Linked DNA regions of Mus musculus: region 2 is linked to region 1. The links are chromatin contacts, found by POLR2A ChIA-PET in ENCODE. All regions are on one chromosome and are shown on one strand. The core of a region is the stretch at or near the end of the contact, and the rest is flanking DNA. Distances in the headings are between cores, read along the strand shown. Region 1 has its middle 15 kb from the start of F3. Region 2 holds the start of Abcd3 (ATP-binding cassette, sub-family D (ALD), member 3).

Evidence for each region. ChIA-PET counts read pairs that join two places held with the same protein, here RNA polymerase II (POLR2A).
Region 2: POLR2A ChIA-PET joins it to region 1 with 13 read pairs in Patski. The contact joins the promoter of Abcd3 here to the enhancer-like site in region 1. POLR2A ChIA-PET finds 5 or more read pairs at or near these places in 4 of 5 experiments (Patski and embryonic stem cell).

What each region holds. Positions count from the first base shown.
Region 1 is chr3:121,735,336-121,741,162 of GRCm38, reverse strand. No RefSeq gene overlaps it. Among named protein-coding and RNA genes, the nearest start is that of F3, 15 kb to the right of the region's middle. Within about 2 kb of position 4,567, at least 1 of the 3 ENCODE cell types and tissues checked has a DNase peak (open chromatin) inside an H3K27ac peak, as active enhancers do.
Region 2 is chr3:121,813,736-121,819,421 of GRCm38, reverse strand. Abcd3 (ATP-binding cassette, sub-family D (ALD), member 3) reads left to right here and starts at 4,120. Exons shown (of 23, transcript NM_008991.3): 1 at 4,120-4,413. The coding sequence starts at 4,304.

The DNA of each region.
Region 1 (5,827 bases), core at 3,318-5,817:
ATGCACCACAAAGGCCGTGGGGGTTTTGAAGCATGGGGCTGGGGTGGTAGCGGCTCACCAGTGGGAACTTAGCGAGCTGGGTGGAGAGATTTTGGAGCTCTGAGTCAGATAAAAACAGGTCGACCATTGCCCACCAGTGCATGGCTGGTCAGGCCGCTGGGGCAGAGGCACTAGTGCGGGAAACTTGCCAGTATTAGTTAATCTTTTTAGTATTTCCCGCAACACCCGAGGAAGATTATCTTGTTCAGGCATTCTGGTCATCTCTTCCCTCATGACTCTTCATTTGGAATCACTTATGGGTGTAACATTTTGTCTTTTGCTTATGGACTTTTTAGTAATTTTATAATTTAGCCTGAATGTTCTTGCCCCGTTGTTTACGCACTTCTCAGGAACCATAGATGGTGCCTTCCGTCATCGTAGTCAAGACACGGCTATAGGTCTGTGTGAGGGAAAATTGTCCCTGCCCTTCTGGGGGTTATGTCACTTTTTTTTCTGACCTGAAATATTTGTCAGAGAAGACGAATTACTATGTTAAAGCAGTTGGTTTTGGTAGTGCTTGAAAATGAGGGTGTATGTTAGGAACCTCTCAGTGTTTCCTTAGGCCTCTTCTTGGAAATTTATTACACACCTGCAACTCCCAAATCGAGAAGGTCGTGAGTTGATAACTGCCTGGATACCTGCAAGATCCTGGGTCAAAGGAAAAAAACTGACCTGTTTCATTTAAAACAGATCACAGTTTCTCAGTCTCACACTTCCTGGGTTTTCTTTTTAGTGATTTCATTTTCCCCAGAAAAGAATGATTTCCTAAATGTTTTATTGACACACTCCTAATACACAGTCACAGGCTAAAAAGAGATGGTCTTTAAAAAAAAAAAATCCAGTGGTTTTGAATTATTGTTTGTATGAGTCTATACATGGTGGTCAGAGCACCACTTTGTGGAGTTGACTCGCTCCTACCCTTTTACTGGGGTGAGCCGAGAGAGGAAGTTCTTCAGAACAGTTGGTTTACTTGACAAAGTACCCAGACCTGGTTTTCACTAAAGCTCTCAGGATCCTTTCTGGTCAGTAGGGCCAGTCCCACAAGCGCCTGCTCGCTAGGCCTTCACCGGAGTGTGCTGTCTGCACAGGGAGGAGGAATGTGCCACAGGAGGACTTCGCAGTGTTTTTCCTGCTGTTAATTTGATTGAGTTCAGAAGTGGCTGCATTCTGACGTCTCCGAAGGTCGGGAATGCCTGTTCTGGTCTGTACCCACCCCAGCCTCCTTGACAGGTAAATGGTAAACATTGTGGCTTTAGAACCGTTTTCAGAGCTTCTTGTCGAAGGCCTCTAATTAAGTAAGTGTTTCTTGGGTGGCACCAGAGCTGCTCATCTGGGGGCAGGCGGCTTGGAGCGTGGCTGGATTCGCTGACATGGGAAGAAGGTGATGGATGCCTTGAAAGCATGCTGACAAATGAGCAGAATTAACCCAGGCAGTCGGAAATGTACACAGGACCTCATCTCCGCCAGCGTGTGGTCTCCCTTTAAAAGGAAGTGGCACAGTTTAGCTGATAAGGGGAAATGAGGTAAAACCATAGACAAGTGGGCATCTGGGCTCAGAGCAAAAACAGCAGGACAAACAGGAATATCAGAACAACAGCCTGCTGTGTAGCATGTGGTCGATGGTAGGAGAAAGCAGTCTCACCTGCCTTCCCCCTCAAAGCTCTGAGCAAGGAGTGAAGTTCGCCATTACTGTATTAAAACTTCATGTTATTTTAAGAGCACAAGTTTGGTAAACATCACTTTGATGTGAGTGACCTGTGAGTCCCCTCTGGTTAAACGGTAAGAGGGTAGAGGGTATCCTTTGAGATGTGAGACTGCTTCTCACTCGTCTGACGTTTCACCCTTGACTCTTCCCCCATCCGGTCAGCTGCAGCAGTTCTGTGACCCTTGTCTCAGGAAGGGAGGTGGCAGCTAGCAGTGAGGTTCCCTGTGGCAGGGTAACCAATCAGGACTAGGACATAGATCAGACCTGGAAAGGGCTGTGGCATCAAATAAACATTGCCTCACCTCCACCCACTCCTCCTCACACTAGGAAGGTATCAGCTAAGCTAAGGAAGAAGAGGGAGTTAGAAGGGGTGACCCTGGTCACTGTGGAACTCTGCCTCTGCGCATGATGGAACTGCTAACCATCAAATCACTGCAGTGCTGATTCCCTGCAGGGGGTCTTAAGCCTGAGCCACTAGCCTTCTCTGTGGAAGTGAGGGAGGGTGCACAGGGCACCTCCCTTCCCTACTGATACATGCTTGGGACGGACGCTCCTCATCAGTGGTGTCCCGGCAGCGAATTGCCCATGCTTCTGTGAGTAACCCCCACCCACGCTGTATGTCATCCCAGTTAAACTCCTTGGTTCAGCAAACTACATTTAGATGTGTCTTAGTTAGGGTTACTATGGCTGAGATGAAACACCATGACCAAGAGTAACTTGGGGAGGAAAGGGTTTATTGGTTTACATGTCCTGAATCATAGTTCCCTGGAAGAAGTCAGGGGACGTCAAACTAGCTGGACAGGAACCTGGAGGCAGGAGCTGATGCAGAGGTCACGGAGGGATGCTGCTTACTGGCTCGCTCCCCATGGCTTGCTCAGCCTGCTTCCTTATAAAACCTAGGACCACCAGCTCAGGAATATCGCACCCACAATAAGTTGGCCCTGCCCCCCCCCCTATCAACCACTTATTAAGAAATGCTATTCAGGCTTGCCTGTCGGCAGCCTGATCTTATGGAGGCGTTTTCTCAACTGAGGTTCTCTCTTCTCAAGTGATTCCATCTTGTATCAGGTTGACCTAAGATTAGCCAGCAGCAGATGGAATTGTTTCTGTGTTCTGTCACTGGTGTCCTGTCTGCAGTGAATGGATGTTGGTCCATACCCTTCAGGAAAAGCCACACTGCAGTGGGAGATCACTGGTGTGCCTGGAATGATTTCTGCTGTCAAATAGGGAAAAGAGGTGGGGGGGGTGGAAATTAAAAATGAAGTCCTAAAACCCAGCATGTTATGATAGTCCTGTCCTTGGGCGTTGTGCCTTGTCATGAAGATCATGGTCAGAGCAGGGAGGAAGGAGGTGAGTAGTGGAGGCAGGGTGGCAGCCTTGCCTGGCAGGGTCATCATAGTGCCTCAAAGTGGAGTTGGGGAAGTGGCAGTTGCAACTCGTATCTTGTTTAACCCAAAAGCTGGCCAACTTCATTTAGATTGAAGGGGCATGGGAAAAGGAAAGACACTCTAATAATTACACCAGGGTCTTGGCCTCCTGAGCCAAGTTGTCCATTTCTTGAAATGGAAAAGACTGGAGAGAACTGGATTTGAAGGAGGTAGGGAATTAGCTTCTCTTTGGATGGTTTGAATAAAATCCCTGTGAGATGTCAAGTATGTTTTGTAAGTAGTTGGATCTGCAGGACAGCTGTGAACTTTTAAAGAAGTTGGGGCTACAGTGCATATTTGGAAGGCATCATAATTTGTTAGATGTTGCAGGCTTAAAGCATGTACACTAGGTGGCGCTTGGCCATGGGCTTGGACCTAATGCCAGAGTAACTGTTATGGAGGGGGGAGGGGGAGGGGGAGGGGGAGGGAGGGAGAGAGAGAGAGAGAGAGAGAGAGAGAGAGAGAGAGAGAGAGAGAGAGAGAGGAATGGAATGGACTTTTCAGCCTCAAAGTCCACCAGCAGCAACAAACTCCAACAAGGCCACACCCACCATGGCCAATCTTTCCCAAATAATGCCACCAGCTGGGAACCATGCACTTGAACATATGAGCCTATGGGGGCCGTTCTCATTCAAACCACCATAGCTGGCTTCTTTCTTTATGCTTGACTTTCATAATACAATGTTAGTTTGGGTATTTCTTTTTAACTACAAAGGACAGAAGGCTTGATCACAGGGAACAGAAAACCCAGCTCCAGCTTGCTAAAATAATTAGTTGGGTTTCCAGTGGTGGGGGCTTTGGGTGAAGTGTATTCCAGGAGTCTGTCACGTCCCCAACTTGTCTTCTCATTTTGCTCTACAGATCATCTGTGTGCAGCACCCAGTCAGAGCATCCTTTTGTGTGTGATTAAGTGAGGGCTCCTGCTATGTTAAACAAATGTGCATACTGGTCATTTGCGGGAGCCTCTCCTTAAATAGGATTGATCCCACTCTATTAAAGCCAAGATTATAATAAAGAAAAAAAGAAACAGCGAGGCAACAGTTGGGGGAAGAGAATGTGTTAAAGAGTACGTGTTAAATCCAGGAGCTCATAGGAAGGGCATTCAGAAATGAGTTTTCCCTAAGGGAGCAAGATGATTGTTTAAGAGAGAGTTGCTCTGACTCAGAGTTCAAAAAGAGTCTCTTACATATATGCCAAACAGTAATTTAAGATGGAAAATGTATCTGTAGAGAGCTTTCGAGTTCTGTTTAGTAATTAATATAGTATGCTTGATAGGCTCCAGCACAGGGAGGGAGACGTTCAGTTCGGCCCACTAGAGGGCAGCAGTTCGGCTGCAGAACCCGTTGTGTTGATTTAGGAGCAGCTGTCTCATGTCCACAACAAGGAGAGAGGGGGCCTGTGTGCAATGGTTAACGCTGGGAGTGGAACCTTCTGATTCCCGCAGCACCGCTACACCGCATCTATAACGACTTCCTCCTGCTCTACCTTGTTACATCCAGACCTGCTTTCAGTCTGCAGATAATTCAAATTCCTTAGATTATGAAGCTAGGGGATTACATAATGCTATAATTATTCCTGGCAGAGGAAGGCAAGGTCAGTCATGAGCTCCTGTAGCCAACTTTGCCCTTCGTGTGCTACACCGAGCTCTTTGTCCTGGATAAGTCATGTGAGCAGGGACTCAAGATAAGGCGTAAGGCCCCTCTCTGAGGACAAGGACACATGCTTGTCCTTTCTCTTTGGGACTCCACCACACACACTGGTCGCTGTGGTATCAAAAGCTGCACTGGTGCCCGCAGCGGGGCAGATGGAGCGCATTTGTTATTGAGTAAACAAAACCGACCAGTTAAGAGGGCCACTGGCAACTCCCCAGCCTTGCACAGAGGGAGGGAAGCAAGAGCAGGTTTGCCTGGCAGCCAGCTCAGAACACCATCATTCAGTTCAGATCTTCTTTCTGCGCAGTGTAGACTTTTGCTGCCTCTGAAGGACTCGCTCCGTTTCTCCGTTTTAGAAGTCACTGAGTCAACTCAGCATGACCGAGTCCTTGTGCTTAGTTTCCTCACATGAGGTCTAACTTGATCCTTCCAATTTTTATCAACAACAACAACAAAATCAAAGGCAGGTCTCTTTTTCTTTGAGCCTCCTCCAAAATGCAAGTGAGTGACTGGGGAGAACCCTAAGTCTGTACTAGATGGTCTCTCTCAGTAGGCTAGGTTTATCAGGCTTAGTCACGTGACTTGCTTGACTGGTGAACCAAAGTATTCGGTGGAAGTGTTAAGACTATGAATTCGAATGAGTCTAAGGGTCAAAGGGCAGGGATTACGAGGGAGGGACTGCAGGGAGGAAAGGGAAGGGGGGAAGTGATGTAATTATAATCAAAAAGTCATTTTTAAAAAGTGGCTTAAACATGGAAGGTGTAGCCGGGCGTGGTGGCACACGCCTTTAATCCCAGCACTGGAGAGGCAGAGGCAGGCGGACTTCTGAGTTCGAGGCCAGCCTGGTCTACAGAGAGAGTTCTAGGACAGCCAGGGCTATACAGAGAGAAACCCTGTCTCGAAAAACTAAAAAAAAAGGAAGGTGTAGCAGCCTGTTTTGCTGTTTTGTTTTGTTTGCCTTGGTATGGTTGTGCTTTGGGGGGGGGGGGGTGTACGCATGTATG
Region 2 (5,686 bases), core at 2,871-5,370, 79 kb before region 1:
GTGCTGCCTTGAATCGGTTCTCACTACCTTTTGCCTAGATATTTCACGTAGTGTGTAAACTGGTCTCTCAGCTTTATAGTTCCTCCTCCAGTCTATTCTTCCTGCTCTTGAAGCATGTTCTACCCTAAAGCTGATGTACTAATCTTCCCCCAAACTTATGCATGCAGTTAACGCTTATCCGTGCACGCAGAATAAATCACACTCTGTTAACTTGGCGCTTTATGCCTTCCACATGTTGACACTTTCCTTAGTTAGGGTTTCCATTGCTGTGAAGAGACACCACGACCAACTCCTATAAAGGACAGCATTTAATTGGGGCTGACTTCCAGGTTCAGAGGTTCAGTCCACTATCGTCCCAGTGGGAAACATAGCAGTGTCCAGGCGGGCAAGGTGCTAGAGGAGCTGGAAGTTCCACATCTTGTCCCAAAGGCAAATAGAAGATTGTCTCCCCCTCCCCACCCCCGTGGCTTGGAGGAGGTTCTCAAAGTGCACCCCCAATGTGACACACTTCCTCCAACAAGGCCACGCCTCCTAATAGTGCCCCTCCCTGGCCAAGTATATACAAACCACCACAATACTAAGCATTTCAACATTCTCTCTCATTCCACTCTCCCCTAACCTCAGCCTTAGCCATCTTCCTCAATCTGCTTTGTTTCCCACTATTTCCTCCAAATCTCATATGTCCCAGTTTTTGCTTTTTAATAGGGTTGACCTGAATCAATCAGCTGCAAAGAGATCACACTCTAAATTTAGTGTCTGAACACAGCAAACGTGCATTATTTCCGCAGCATCTGTGAGTCAGGAGTTCCGGAGCATCGCAGTTGAGTTCTATGGTGGGGTCACTCATGAGATTGTAGTTTTCAGAAGGTGTCACCAGAGAGAGGTCTGTTTCTCAAGTGACTGGCCAGGCCGGTGTCCGATTCTCTGGGACTTCCAGAGCATTCTCCATGACAGCTGGCTTTCTCTCGAGAAAGCAGTCCAGGAGATCAAGGCCAGAGTCCTAATATCAGGAGCTCAGTCAAGAGTCACATACTATCAGATTACTCTTTGTACTAGCTCTGAAGTAAAGGAGAGAGACGAAGACTGGGAGACCAGGAGGCAAAGCTCAGGAGAACAATCATGAGAGTTGGCTGCCACATTTTTTTCCCTGATTCTTTCTTCAATCTCCAACTCCATGTGTCCCCTATCTCCCCTGTTCTCAGTAGCTCAAATTCTTTAAATGTCAGATAGCCTGGAGACTGCTTAATAAAATCCTACTTTCTCTGTCTTATATTTATTTGGTATGATGAAATGTGAATCTAAACATTGCATATCAAATGACATAGAGCTGAAGAACTTTCTTCCCTTCTAAAATCCTACACTTGGTTGCTCTGAGATTGTGTCACTGAGACAGGATCCCCTTCTTGTTTGGAGGATTTGAACAACCTGGATTTGACTTAGAGAAGTGGCTTCGTGCTGGATGGTTTTATGTCAGTTTGACACACACTAGAGTCATCTGAGAGGGAATCTCAATTAACAAACCGCCTCCACAAGATCCATAAGTGTAGGCCTGTAGGACATTTTCTTAATTAGTGATTGACAGGGGAAGGCCCAGCCCATTGTGGGTGGGGTCACTTCTGGGCTGGTGGGTTCTACAAGAAAGCAGGCTGAGCAAGCCAGTAGACAACACTCAACCTCCATGGCCTCTGCATTAGCACCTGCCTCCAGGTTCCTTCTCTGAGTTCCTGCCCTGGCTTCCTTCAGTGATGAACAGTTGATGTGGAAGTATAAGTCAAACAAACTCTTTCTTCCCCAATTTGCTTTTTGGTCATGGTGTTTCATCACAGCAATAGAAAGCCAAACTAAGACAGGCTTCAATTTAGAGACCAGGGGTTTATAGACACAATTCTCTGCACTGATTTCAATTTATGTTTCCAGAGAAATGGAACCTGGCGTCTACTTTTCAACTCAGGTTTAATATCGGCAGTGGATCTAGTTTGCTCTGAACCTCTCAAGCACTACTGCATTTAGACTTTATACTTCTTCTCTATGTGCACACATTTCCTCATCCTTTCTTGGTGATGGGGGCTGCAGTCCTTCTGTATGCTGTCCCTCTGTGCTGTCCCTCTGTGCTAAAGCTAACTTTGTTAGACTGACCCTCAGTGTTTTTTATCAGATGGGCATATCAACAACTAGAAAACATTGTAGCTTGTATAATCTCCCTTCCTTCCTTCCTTCCTCCCTTCCTTCCTTCCTTCCTTCCTTCCTTCCTTCCTTCCTTCCTCTTCCTGCCCCTTAGACTCTTCTATGCTTCTTGAGTAAGGGTATTTTGTAGAATATTTTGTCAGTGAATTATTCTTGCCTTTTTTTTCCTGAATGCTTTGAAATCTATTTTCTTTCTTTCTTTCCTTTTCTCTCTCTCTCTTTCTTTCTCTCTTTTCTTCCTTCCTTCCTTTCTCTTTCTTTTCTTTTCCTTTTTAAGATTTATTTATTTTATGTATATGAGTGCACTGTAGCTGTCTTCAGAAACCTGAAGAGGGCATCAGATCCCATTACAGATGGTTGTGAGCCACCACGGAGTTGCTGGGAATTGAACTCAGGACCTCTGGAAGAGCAGTCAGTGCTTTTAACTGCTGAGCCATCTCTCCAGCCCGAAATCTATTATCCTACAGATGATGTTTTCAATCAGTTTTAGGAACTCTCCTTTCATTATTACAAACTCTTCTCCCCCAAGTTTCCAATGCTTTTATACTGCGCTGCAACTCACTAGTGAAACAATGCCTACCCAAGTCCTCCCACCTGCTAGCAGACTCCTTTGGCCTTAGGGTGTAGCTTTGACGTCATCCTATTTGTCAAGTGTTAAGGAAAAGTTCTAGGAAAATTCTAAATTCTCTTATTGGTATTCTCATAGCACTTAGTTCACTTCTCTAAGCTGACACTTAAACTCATCCATATTTTTCTTCATGTTTTTCTTCTGCACCAGCCTCTGGAGAATAAGGGATTGATTGTTCATACTTGTATTCTCTGTGCCAGGCATACCTAATTACCTAAGTGATTCCCAGGGTAATGGGAAAACACACAAACGGCATATGGAGGATTTGGTACAGGCTCTACTTCTGCGTAACTTAGACTTTTGACGATTGTTGAGCACCTGCACACAGCACACACCACGGTGTGTGGTCTTTGCCATTCTCATAACCATTTAACCATTCACACAGAGAAAACACCTAGGCATCACTGTTTCATTGGTTCCTTTTATGCGTAGGCAACATTTATATATTTTGTGAGGTTTTAGAAGCTTCCTTTCTGACACTTGCTTCTCGACAGTTTCTTAAACTGAAAACAGCCATTCATTAAGTTATTGTGCATGCGCTAGACTAAACGCTAGGGATAACACTTTCTGCATGATAGGGGTGGGACAGGAGAAGAATGCTGTAATCTGTAAAGTTCGTCTGCTTCTGGGAGTAAGGCCAGCATTAATACAACGCACGATTGTTATTTCTGAATGTCCCTTTGCAAAGAACAGAGTTTCTCAAACTTTCTTTGACCAGACCTAACATAAAGAAATACATTTTTTTATCGCCATCCTTGTACATATCTACCAAAAAAGAGTAATTGTTTCTTAAAACTCCTTTTTGTCACGCACTCTGAGCTTTTTCCCACTACATTATTTTTATAAAAAAATTAACAGAGTGGTGGACCCGTCCTCCCAAACCGATTTTACAGAACTAGAGACCTAATCCACGGCGACTTGAAATAAGATTATCTGATTGTAGTCTTTCTTTTCCAGGTCTCCCTTCACTCCTTAAGTTGCAAATATTGACCTTTTTAGTGATGGGGCCGTTCCCCTCCTCCCCCGGCTTCTTTAAGAGGGTGGTACCGACCCATCCAGGGGGTGGCGGAGGGGCAGGGCCCACGGAGTCCGTGGCGCAGGCCCGGCCCGCTCTTCCAGTTCTTGTGAAAGAAAGCTAGGGTGTGTGCAAGCAGAGATCGCAAGGCCGAAGCGTGGGCTGCTGGAGACCGGCGCGGAGGACTAGCGTTGTCTGCCCGCCGCGTTTCCGGCCGAGTCCGCGGGGGTCCGCGCGTGCGCAGAGCGTCCCCCCGGGGAACGACCCTTTCGATCGCCCCGCGCCCGCGCGCGCGCCCGGGAAGCCAAAGTCCACGGTGGGCTCGGCGCGGCGGCGCGCGCCAGGGGGCGTTCCCGCGCGGCCGGCCCCGCCCTCTCTCGGCGCCGAGCTATCCTCCCAGTTTCCCCCGCGGTTCCTGCACTGAGGTTGTCGCCGGCGCGTCCCCTATCCCGCGGCTCGCTCGCCCTGCCGGTGCCATGGCGGCCTTCAGCAAGTACTTGACGGCACGGAACACCTCGCTGGCGGGGGCCGCGTTCCTGCTGCTCTGCCTACTCCATAAGCGGCGTCGCGCCCTCGGCCTGCACGGGTGAGGCTCGCGGCCGCGCCGCCTTCCCCGGGCCCGAGCGGGGAGCTCCGGGCGCGCGCCTTGCCCTTCTCTCCCAGGTCCCGAGCTGCGCGGGTGCCCGCGGAACCGGGCCAGCGGTCCCGGAGCCCTGCGGCCCTCAGCCTGGCGGCCGCCGCGCAATCTCAACACCACGGGAGGGAGGAGGACACGCCGCGTCCCTGCGCCCCCGCGCCCCCTCACCATCTCCCCGTGCATGTCAACTTTATGGGTGCATTCTGGTTTTGCCATCTCATCGCCACTGAACGCTAAGGTTTGCGTTCGTTCGGGATGGGCATTTTACTCGCCAGCTCGACTCCGGAGTAGTGGCGGTGGATAGTAGCCAGGGGCGTTCCTGGGGTTTTCTGGGTCCAGTGGGCACGATTTTCTTCTAAAGCGGTGCCCTCTTTTTCCGGAATTGGTCAGTGAATGCCCTCATTTGGAAAGGTTGAATTGGCTCAGCGGTGTGTGGAGGACAAAGTTTCCTCCGTCGACTTTATAGGTGAAAGGTGAAAGTGTGTTTTAGGTGAAGATCACTTGTTAATTACACCATACAGCTACCTGCCTGGAGAGAATGTTAAAGTTTACTTTGAACTTTTGGGAGATTAGGAAAGAAGGGAGAATTGAGTTCTGGGGGTGGGATTACAGGCACAATTTTAACTTCTTGTCGCCCATTTGATTTCAGCGAGCGACAAAGAAAAGGTTACTTCCTAACTAAGCATTCTTACTAGTGTTTGGATATTTAGTGTCCAATCTTAGAATAATGCTTTCATGCATTTTATTTCATCAACCCTCTGGGTAGGTACTATTTATTGTCTCCTGCTTTTGGTTTGCTCGGACTATCTTATTATTAGAATTTGGCCTAAAATACTAGCAGAGAGCTCCATGTATCCTTTCATGAAGTATTTTCTGTCTTATCTACTTTGACTTGCTCATTGGCTGCAGCATTGGCCCTTCTCTTCCTAAATCAGCTTTACAAAATAATGATATGCCTCTCCTTCACATACTATTCGTCCTTTTTAAGGGTTCTTGGAGGGGGACGATTAATTTGAAATATTTTTCTATTAGATCGTGCCCTTTCTGAACTCTCATTTGGGATTAGAAGTTATCAGTTACTTGGAATGTGCCGATAGAACATAGTAAATGCTTTACATTTAATTACTTGAATTAGTCTTTGTAGGGAAGCGTTTCAGCGCCTAGAGTAGGTATTTTAGTAGTGAGGGAACTTGACTGCTAACAACTCTGACTGATTTAAAAG